2 separate regions of the Homo sapiens genome follow, and region 1 is linked to region 2. A link is a loop called in an ENCODE intact Hi-C map of the cell type or tissue named here. Cell type or tissue: heart left ventricle. All regions are shown on one strand. Each heading gives the region's core, and the rest is flanking DNA. Links, peaks and the distances in the headings are about the cores only. Region 1 has its middle 6.4 kb from the start of CTSH. Region 2 overlaps RASGRF1 (Ras protein specific guanine nucleotide releasing factor 1).

Region 1 (5,223 bases), core at 224-5,223, 56 kb before region 2:
AACTGGCAGGTGCCTCATTGGTCTGAAGGTCTGGTGCATATGGGGGCTGAGAGGCCAAGGGCAAAGAACAGGCCTATCCATGGTCAGAGTCATGACCTCTTGTGGGGATGTGTTGGACCCTGCTCCAAGTGCCTCACACAAATAAACTTTGTGACTCTTCACCTTTTATTTTATTTTTATTTAGTTTTTTTGGAGACAGAGTCTCGCTCTGTCGCCCAGGCTGGAGTGCAATGGCACGATCTCGGCTCACTGCAACCTCCGCCTCCCCAGTTCAAGCAATTCTCCTGCTTCAGCCTCCTAAGTGGCTGGGATTACAGGTGCCCACCACCACGCCCAGCTAATTTTTTGTATCTTAGTGGAGACAGGGTTTCTCCATGGTGCCCAGGCGGGTCTCAAACTCCTGAGCTCCGGCAACCCACCTGCCTCGGCCTCCCAAAGTGCTAGGATTATAGGCCTGAGCCACCGTATCAGCAGAATCTTCACTTCTTAATCCCCATTGTACGGATGGGGTAATTGAGGCACTTACGTACATTGTCTAAGGCCACACAAGTAAGTAAGAGTGGGATTTGAACCCCTGCTATGAACCCCTGGCTACCTGAGTCCAGAGTTCTCCACTAAAGCATTTGCCCCATGGGAACAAGTGATGACGATGAGTCCTGAGGCTTGCCTACCTACCTGAACTTCCAGGTCTAGAGTTCCCAGAAACATCAATAGGAGTCCGCTAACCACAGGTCCTGGAATCTGCAGTCACTGCCTGCATGCAGAATGCCTCCTGCATGAATGTTCTAGTCATTGTTACCTGCCCCACATCCATTTATTCTTTTCCTTAAGCTGAATCTGGGGATAACAAAAAGGATAACACAACTTTATCACCCCCCTCCCCCACCCCCCACAACTGTTAACTACAGGTTTGACTGGTTTTCCAGATCACCTGTTAGAGCCAACATTGTAGCAGACAAGCTGGGCCTTTTGCCACATTCATTTTCTTACCATGGTAATATAATAGCCACCATTCACATGGGTTTTGTTATTTACTGCTCATAACAACCCTGTGAAGGCCCTTATGAGCATACACATACTCAATTTTCAGATGAAGAGATTGAGACTTGGAGAAGTTAAGTAGGCCTGCTGGTAAGAGGTGGGACTCCTTCCACATCCACAGGCTGATTTTATATGGTAGGTCGGTAGGGGATTGGCTCAGTGGTTGGGTGCCTGGCTATGTGTTTGGATGCATGTGTGGATGAATGAATAGAAGAAGGGATGGCTGGATAGACGGCTCTGTCCATGGCAAGATGGACCAACAGCTGTATTGTTGGATGGATGGGTGGAAGGAGGGATGAATGGATGCAGGGATGAGTGACCAAAGTTTGTAGAGTGGAAAAGGTAACGAATACAGTAGGGGTGTAAGTCCGCATCAAGGAGGTTCAGCCACCAAAGGAGCTTCAGCTGCCTTGTAATGTGAATTTGAACTCTTGTTAGTTCTGTTGGCCAGGAGACATCCTGCCTAGCCACCTTGATTACTTCCCTTGGCTGTGGGTCAGAGAATTCCAGCCTGAAAAATGTCCATTGACTGAATGAGAAGGCACTGTTTGTCCCCTGGAAAGCCAGAGAACATGGAGAACACCACCCCTTTGGCCAAACCCTGGAGATGCTGCACCCACAGCCAAGAAAAGTGTGGAGACCTGCAGAAAAGTCCAGAAGCTGGTGTTTCATCACAGCCAGGATCAGGGTGAAGCAGCGAGGTTATGCTGTGCAAGTCCAAAGGTCGATTATTTATTTATTTATTTTCGAGACGGAGTTTCACTCTTGTTGCCCAGGCTGTAGTACAATGGTGCTATCTCGGCTCATTGCAACCTCCGCCTCCCAGGTTCAAGCAATTCTCTCGTCTCAGCCTCCTGAGTAGCTGGGATTACAGGCACCCGCCACCACGCCTGGCTAATTTTTGTATTTTTAGTAGAGACGGGGTTTCACCATGTTGGCCAGGCTGTTCTCAAACTCCTGACCTCAGGTGATCCGCCCGCCTCGGCCTCCCAAAGTGCTGGGATTGCAGGCGCGAGCGACTGCCTGATCCCATATTTATTTTTAAAACGTGACATTTTGCTCACCATGTGTTTTTTGCATTAACTTTTCATTTTAAAACATTGCATTCAAGTATTATTTATCTTGATTACTGCATTTTTGGACACTCCCTGACATTTTGCACCTCAGTAGTATGCCTCACTGCTCTCGCCCTAGTCCTGGCCCTGTAACAGAGTACTCATTTCTGGACTTTTCTGCAAGCTGCAAACTCCCGTGCAGTGTGAGCTTATCCCAGCTTAGTTGGCATAATTCCTACCTCTAGGGGAAGTTGGAGTTCAGAGGCAGGAGTTCTGAATCCCACAGTTACAGCCTCGTTGTTTCTTCTCCAGGGCCTCCTTCAGTCTCTCTTTGTTCACAAATTTTCACAGCCTATACTCCTTTGCTTTGCACTTAGGACCCTCTGTGATTTTTCCTTATCCTGCTTGTAATGCCCACCACCACTGCACTCAGCATCAGTTCACAGGTCTACTTCCTGTCCTGGACACAGCCCCATCCCAATTCTTCTGCCCACCTCTCCTCTTTCTTAGCCACACCGTCCCCAACCCATTCCAAATTTCACCCCAGTTGAATTTTTCCTCTACGGAAACTTCCTCTTCCTGAACTCCTGAATTAATAATCTGCACCACACACTCACGTTTAATCCTTTATGACTTTTCAGGGTTTCCTGCAGCTGACTGATCTTTAGCCAGTTTGTACCAGTTTGGCCGTGAGTCTGAGTGGTTCAGTGCCCACGCCACACTGGTGGTTAAATATTTTGAAAATCACTTCCCTGGTTTCCTGTGTCTTCAGTGAAATGGAACACACTCGTGTGTTAGTGCTCAAACACAGAGCCTGGCTCTCTGCAGGCACAACACAAATGGTAGCAGTAGCAGTAGCAGTGGTTGTTACTGTTTATTCTGAGTCAGATGGTAAAAGGCTTGTGGCATTGAAGGTGATGTTTGAAGGGCTTCGGGTCCTGGAATAAAGACATTTGGAGGTGCTGTACTCACCTCCTGATTAGGCTTGTGGGTGCCTTGAGAAGTCTCTCGAGAGAAGCAAAAATGGGTGGATGGTGTTTGCAGGTGGGTGCAAGGTTTAGAGGGAACAAAGAAATAGAAAGGCACAGTTGGGGCCATGGAGAGACCCAGAAGAGGCAGTGACCAGAGAGGATTGCAAGTTTGCTTGGACCTGCCCGACGTGAGCAGAACATTCCTAACTCCCCTTCCTGGCGATGAGAAGGGCCTTGACTATTTCTGGGTCATGAGTCACTTGGTCTGATTTGGGTAATAATTGCATAGTAAACAAGCAAACAAGGGCTGATAAGGGCTTGACTGAATGAAAATGGAATCAGGCCAGGTAGGAACTGAGCCTGCAAGATTTCAGCACCAAAGCCCTATTGTGGTGCCTCTGCACACTTCCGGGACCAGCCACCCACCCAGCCCCATACCCAGGCCCACCCACCCGCCACCTGCCTCTACCTCCCTGCCGCCCCCAGGGTCCCTCTCTCCCTGGACTCCTCACCCCATTGCAGCTCAACCCATCACTTACGTCTACCTTATCTGGGTCACCCCAGCCCCTCTTCTCTCCAGAAACCCTGGGCTTCTTCTATTCCTTCAAGAACAAGTTTAAGACCCTTCCTCTGAGAAGCTCTGCCTTGCCAATCCCTTTTTCTTTCTTTTTTTTTAACTTTTAAAAAATTAAAGTGAAATTCATATATCATATACTCAGCCATTTTAAGGTATGCAATTCAGTTATCCCATTAATCTACATAATCTCCTGATCACATCTGAAGTGCTTTGTGAATGAGCAGTTACAGCCAGTTTTCCTCGTTTTGTTGAGGCAAAATTCACATAACATGAAATAGGCCATTTTGAAGTGTATAATTCAGAGGTGTTTAGTGCATTTATAATGTTGTGCAACTATCACCTCTCTCTAGTTTCCAAACTTTTTCATCACCTGCAAAGAACACCCCATACCCATGAACTAATTATTCCTCATTCCCCTCTCCCCACCCCATTCCCCTGGCACCCACTACTCGGCTTTCTGTGTCTATGGATTTGCCTATTCTGGACACTTCATGTAAGAGGAATCATATGATAAGAGACCTTTTGTGTCTCTCTTCTCTCAGCGTAATGTTTTCTAGGTTCTTCCAAGTTATAGCATGCGTTAGTACTTATTTCTTTTTAAAGCTGAGTAATATTTTATTGTATGGCTATACTATGTTTTGTGTGTGTGTTTGTGTATGTGTGGGTGTGTTTTGAGATGGAGTCTCGCTCTGTCACCCAGGCTGGAGTGCAGTGGTGCAATCTTGGCTCACTGCAACCTCTGCCTCCGGGTTCAAGTGATTCTCCTGTGTCAGCCACCCTGAGTAGCTGGGATTACAGGTGCTTGCCACCACGTCCAGCTAATTTTTGTATTTTTAGTAGCGACGGGACCTGTTTTTGTTTTTGAGACAGGGTTTTGAGACAGAGTCTCCCTCTGTTGCCCAGGCTGGAGTGCGTTGGCGTGATCATAGCTCACTGAATCCTCCATCTCCCAGGCTCAGGCGATCCTCCCACCTTACTCTCCTGAGTAGCTGGGACCACAGGCACTCCCCACCATGCCCAGCTAATTTTTGTATTTTTTTTTGTAGAGACAAGGTTTCACTATGTTGCCCAGGCTGATCTGGAACTCCTGAGCTCAAGCAATTCATCCTCAGGCTCAGCCTCCCAAAGTGCTAGGATTGCAGGTGTGAGCCACCCCGCACCTGGCCTATACTACGTTTTTAAAATCCACTCATCTGTTGATGGACATTTGGCTTGTTTTCACCTTTTGGCTATTATGAATAATGCTGCTATAAACATTTGTGTACCAGTTTCTGTGTAGACACATTTTTGTTTCTCTTGGATATAAACCTAGGAGTGGAATTGCTGGGTCATATGGTGACTCTCTTTATTTTTTGAGAAACTGCCAGACTATTTTTTCACAGCAGCCGAACCATTTAACATTTCCATCAGCAATGTATGAGGGTTCTTATTTTTCCATATTCTCACTGACACTTATTATTTTCCATTTTTTTTAGATCATAACTCTTCTAGTGGGCATGAAGTGGTATCTCATTGTGGTTTTGATATGTATTTCCCTAATGACCAGTGGTATTGAACATCTTTTCATGTGCTTGTTGGC
Region 2 (5,488 bases), core at 172-5,171:
GATTGGGGGAGGAATGGTGAGGTTCCTGGGGAGCCCTGGGGAGCCAGTGTGATTCAGGAGCTCTGCTCCAGGCAGCCCTAGAGCTGAGGCTCTGGCATAATGTCTTGCCTAGGGTGTTTTGGGGCAGGGCACTCAGAGAGCCTCTGAGCCTCTGAGGGCTGGGATGGGCTGTCCACAACTGGGATCTGGGTAGGTGGCCTCTCGGAAAAGATAATCACCTACCATTCCTGGATGCAGTGAAGTCCATTAGGGGCCTGAGCCAATCCCTGAACTTGGCCTACTGCTGGACAGCCTTGGCCAAGTCCTTCATTGCCCCATGACTTTTGAGAAGCAAAGGCTAAGGTGGCCTGCACTCCTTATGTTGACTCACCCCAAGTAGGCCAAAAAGGGCTCCATCATTTCTTAGAGTAGGAGGTGGTCTAAGCAAAGCAGGGGTAAGAGTCCTTTCTCCCTCCCTCCCTCCCTCCCTCCCTCCCTTCCTTCCTTCCTCTCTCCCTTTATTTTTCTTTCTCCCTCTCCCTCTCTCCTTCTGTCCTCCTTCCCCTCCTCATTTCCTTTCTCTTTTTTCACCAAAGGAAGCACTGTCCTTTGGTGACGGTGGGACCCTGTGCTTCCAGGAGCGGGGCTAAGAGGTGAGAGCACCCTCCACACCCCAGGATCCTGGCAGGTGGAGATGGAAGCAGCTGAGACTGAGCAGTAGCACCAGGCAGGTGAGCTGTCCCTGCCTCTCTGCAGAGGGAGGCTTGGTTCCTGGGGAGAGGGGGCAGTGGCGGTGTGTGTCCCGCAGCACCCCAACACGTTACTGCTGCTCCTCCAGGGACCTTCCAGGTCACCCCCCGGCCCCGTGCAAGCTCAGTTTTCCTCCAAGGCTTGGAAGCTCTCCGGGCATGGGAGGAGGAGGGCACCTCAGCCACCTGGCAGGAATGGCACTGATAGGCTTCTTGTAGATGGTAATGAGCTTGTCCAGGACCACGATGGCGGTGGTGAAGACGCGGTAGGAGTGCAGGAAGGTGTTGAGGAAGTCGATGCTCAGGAAGCGCAGGTCCGTCAGCCTCTCCAGCAGCCGCTCCACACTGGCGTAGCGGATCTGCAGCACTTTGCAGGAGTTCATGGTTTTGCTGAAGCGAATGTCAACATCATCACAATATAAGGAGGCGTCGGACCTGAGAGGGGAGGAAGGATGCAGAGGTGATGTGGGTCTAAAGGCATCTGAATGGCACCCACCAGGCCTGCTCATCACTGCTTCCCCCACACACTGACAACACAGGATGGTCTTATTAAGAGAACAAGCTTGGGAAGGATGACACTGAAGGAGGGCTACAACTTCTTTTTCCCAATATCCTAAAAACTCTCCATTATAAAACCCCTAGAAATACTGGAGAAGTATTACAAATTTAAAAACATTTGTTGTTGAGTTCACAAGACGTAAGGAACTCTGTTTACACAAATGTGTATGTGGATGGGGTGCAGTGGCTCACGCCTGTAATCCCAGCACTTTGGGAGGCTGAGGTGGGAGGATCACTTGAGGTCAGGAGCTCAAGACCAGCCTGGGCAACATGGCGAAACCCTGTCTCTCTTAAAAATACAAAAGTTAGCTAGGTGTGGTGGCCCATACCTGTAATACCAGTTACTAGGGAGGCTGAGGCACAAGAATCGCTTGAACCCTGGAGATGGAGGTTGCAGTGAGCCGAGACTGTGACACTGCCCTCCAGCCTGGGTGACACAGCGAGACTCTGCCTCAAAAAAAAATATGTGTACATGAATGTTCTTAGCAGCATTATTTGTAATAGCCCCAAAGTGGAAACTACCCAGGTGTCCATCAGCTGATACATGGAAAAACAAAATGTGGTCTATTTGATCTGCTAGCAGCTGTCAAGATGTAAGGACAGGTGTCCAGTGCAGTTAGCCAGAACAAAGGGGCTAAGATGGGGTGAACTTGCAGGGGTCTTGTTTCAGCTGCTTGTGAACTTGAGGTCAGCAGCCTCTACAGGGCATAGTGGGAACCAGTGGCCCTGAAGGCTGCTGTACCACACAGCGCCCTCTGGTGCTTACGCCACTGGAATCGTCTTTTATTGGTCATCCAATGGGAGCTATTAGGACTCTTGGGCAACTCTGGGTTTTCATTTTTTGGATGTTGTGAGTCTTTGTAATCATGTTTTACTTTTTGTTTTGACTACCAAGAATCTTAGAATCAAATATAGTGCTCATTTCTTTTTATTTACTTCTTTATTTTTTGTTTGTCCTTATTACTTACATGCTGATGGCCGTATCTAGTTTTTTTTTTTTTTTTTTTTAATGAGATAAGGTCTCATTTGCTCAGGCTGGAGTACAGTGCGGTGGTGTGATCATGGCTCACTGCAGCCTTGCTCTCCTGGGCTCAAGTGATCCTCCTGCCTTACCCTCCCCAGTAGCTGGGATTACAGGTACATGCCACTATGCCTCGCTAATTTTTGTATTTTTTGGTAGAGACACGGTTTCACCATGTTGCCCAGGCTGGTCTCGAATTCCAGGGCTCAAGCAATCCTCCTGCCTTGGCCTCCCAAAGTGCTGGGATGACAGGTGTGAGCCACTGTGCCCAGACTATCTAGTTTTTCTTTTTTTTTTTTTCTGTTTTTTGAGATGGAGTCTTGCTCTGTCACCCAAGCTGGAGTGCCTCTGCCTCCACGATTCAAGTGATTCTCCTGCCTCAGCCTCCCGAGTAGCTGGGATTACAGGCATGCGCCACCACGCCCAGCTAATTTTTGTATTCTTAGTAGAGATGGGGTTTCACCATGTTGGCCAGGCTGGTCTCAAACTCTTGACCTCTTGATCCACCTGCCTTGGCCTCCCAGAGTGCTGGGATTACAGGCGTGAGCCACCGCACCTGGCTCACCTGTTCTTTCGAGGGTATCTTCTACCTAGGAGTGCAGATAGTGCTCAGAGGAAGTGAGCAAATGGACATAGCATCCCTTTCACACTGTCTTTCTTAAATACTTTTCTTTGGAAGCATTCTTGGGATTTGAAATAAATAAACTTTATCGAGTGCCTTCAATGAGCAGGGCAGTGGGATTTCTTTTTAGGATGAGAACAATATGGGAAAAGCACAGGGCCCGTAAAGATACTGCAGTTCAAAAAGAGAGCATTCCAAAGAAACCGAGGAAATGCTGCCTTCTAAGTTAGCTTTGCTGCAAGACACAAAACATTTTAGAAAACTCCTGATTTGGTTTCCACCAAGATTCAGGAAAGTATACACTGCATCTATGGGACCTTGAGAAGCAACCATGAAGAGGGAGTAATCCAAGGTCAGAAGGATTTCCTGGACATGAAAAACAAGAGTGCTAAATTGAAGGCTGGGACGGATGCAGCAAATGGCAGATCGGACACTCAGAAAATCTGAGTGGTCTATTAAACACATTTGAGAAAGTCCCCTAGAACTCAGAGAAGGACAAAGAGGTTGAAATGACAGAAAATGGAAGCAACACAGAGTGGACAGAGAGGGGACCTCTCACTACCGTGAGACAAAGTAGCAAACGAGAGAAGCCACGCCTGCTCATTTCTGCTTGCTGGCATGACTCCACAAGGCCCCTGACTCCGTGACGATGTGCAGCGCTCCGGAAAGATGCTTTGAGGACAAAGCAGGCCAGAGCACATGGCCTCCCAGGTCTCTTGCCTGAGTCTCTATTCTCCCTACAAGATAAATGACCCTCGTCTTTGCCTTTCCCAAACATAATATGACGTCTGATAAGGTTAGTGATGACACCTCTGTCATCTCTAACCAGACGCACTCTCAGGCCCAAACCTTGATGTGATTCTGCTTCAGTGTCACTTCTCAGCAAGTCTGATGTGATTCTGCAGGTGCTGAGCCCCCCACCTGCATTTAAGCAGTGGGCTGAAACACTGTGCTGATATCTGATAGGACCTCACAGAAGGGTGGCTCCCGGGCTGCTGGCCTCCGTCTACAGTCCTCAGGAAGGCTTCTGAAGAAAACAAACCTGAATTCTTTAAAAGTTGATCATTTTTCCTTTAGTCAACACTAAAAGTCTCAAAAGGAAGGTGAGAAACTGTGAAGAAGCAATAATAAAAGAAATACTGGGCTGGAGGAAGTGCCTGGGACAGCAACATCGAGTAAGGGCTACGTCCAGCCCTGGAGGCTGAAGGGGCTCAGTAACTGTCTCTCAAATGAAGCCAAGTCATTCCCACTGGGCTGCATGTTTCAGAGGGAGAGTACAGCTACTCCCATGTCACGGATCCCAAAGCATCCAGCCCAGACCTGGCATCCAAATAGGGATCATCTGACCCCTCTGGCAAGGGTTTGCTTCTAGCACCTTCTCTGTGGGCTCCTGCCACCGGAAGGGGAAGAGAAAGTGAAGAAAAGCCCCTGCATTCTCTACTCCTTCCTTTTCCTTTCCTTTTCTGTTTTAAACCTCACAATCACTGTTGGTTCCAGTGCCTCTGGCAATTCCAATATTCTTTTTTTTTTTTCTTTTTAATTGAGATGGACTCCCGCTCTGTTGCCCAGGCTGGAGTGCAGTGGTGCGATCTTGGCTCACTGCAACCTCCGCCTCCCGGGTTCAAGTGATTCTCCTGCCTCAGCCTCCTGAGTAGCTGGGATTACAGGTGCCCACCACCACACCCAGCTAATTTTTTGTGTTTTAGTAGAGACGGGGTTTCACTGTGTTGCCCAGGCTGGTCTGGAACTCCTGACCTTGTGATCTGCCCACCTTGGCCTCCCAAAGTGCTGGGATTACAGGAGTGAGCCACTGCACCCAGCCTCTTTGTTTGTTTTTTTTTTTTTTTCTTTTGAGACAGAGTCTCACCCACTCTGTCGCCCAGTCTGGAGGGCAGTGGCGCAATGTCGGCTCATGGCAACCTCCACCTCGGGCTCAAGCGATTCTCCTGCCTCAGACTCCTGAGTAGCTGGGATTACAGGCATGCACCACAATGACCAGCTAATTTTTTGTATTTTTAGTAGAGATGGGGTTTCACTGTGTTGGCCAGGCTGGCCTCGACCTCCTGACCTCAATTGATCTGCCTGCCTCAGCCTCCCAAAGTGCCGGGATTACAGGCTTGAGTCACTGCACCCGGCAATATTTCCAATATTCTGTAGAACTATCCTGCACTTCAGCTTCCCTGTCTGCAAAATGGGAGAGTGCATTAAAGTAGGCAGACTGGTAGCAGTGGCCCAGAGCTGTGCTTCCAGACTCAACACAAGAGAGTGCTGTGATCCATTAGCAATGTCTGCCAGGGGCTCTGGATGGGAGATGACTGGCTTGAGTGCCAGATACTTGCTATCCCTGCTAGAAAGTGTATTCAGTGCCTTACAATGTGAACATTTTCTCAGTGGAAATTCAGATTTGCTTCTCTCTGATCTTTCAACACTTCTTGATGAATGCTCCAAGTGGTATTCCTATCTCCCAGGCATCAATGACAGGCCTTGCCTGAAGGGTAAAGGACTTTCTCTTTCTTTTTTCCCAGGGAGAGTGCCCCCACCTTGAGTCTACCTGCTCTT

What was found. Peaks named below come from ENCODE experiments on the same cell type or tissue, not always from the same donor. Only the 100,000 strongest peaks of a DNase experiment are listed, where the experiment ranks them.
Region 1: it touches region 2 in a loop (3-fold over the local background); 5 of 110 quality-filtered maps call a loop at or near these places.

What each region holds. Positions count from the first base shown.
Region 1 is chr15:78,948,793-78,954,015 of GRCh38, forward strand. No RefSeq gene overlaps it. Among named protein-coding and RNA genes, the nearest start is that of CTSH, 6.4 kb to the left of the region's middle. In heart left ventricle, for the core only: a CTCF peak has its summit at 2,325; no DNase peak of the experiment used is centred there; H3K27ac peaks cover 452 bases.
Region 2 is chr15:79,005,272-79,010,759 of GRCh38, forward strand. RASGRF1 (Ras protein specific guanine nucleotide releasing factor 1) reads right to left here. Exons shown (of 27, transcript NM_001145648.3): 14 at 915-1,163. LOC105370917 (a long non-coding RNA gene) reads left to right here. Exons shown (of 3, transcript XR_932519.4): 2 at 618-710; 3 at 5,455-5,488. Among named protein-coding and RNA genes, the nearest start is that of CTSH, 63 kb to the left of the region's middle. RefSeq lists an enhancer at 584-1,419 and a silencer at 1,856-2,150. In heart left ventricle, for the core only: a CTCF peak has its summit at 2,059 (motif pointing left); DNase peaks (open chromatin) are centred at 950 and 2,060.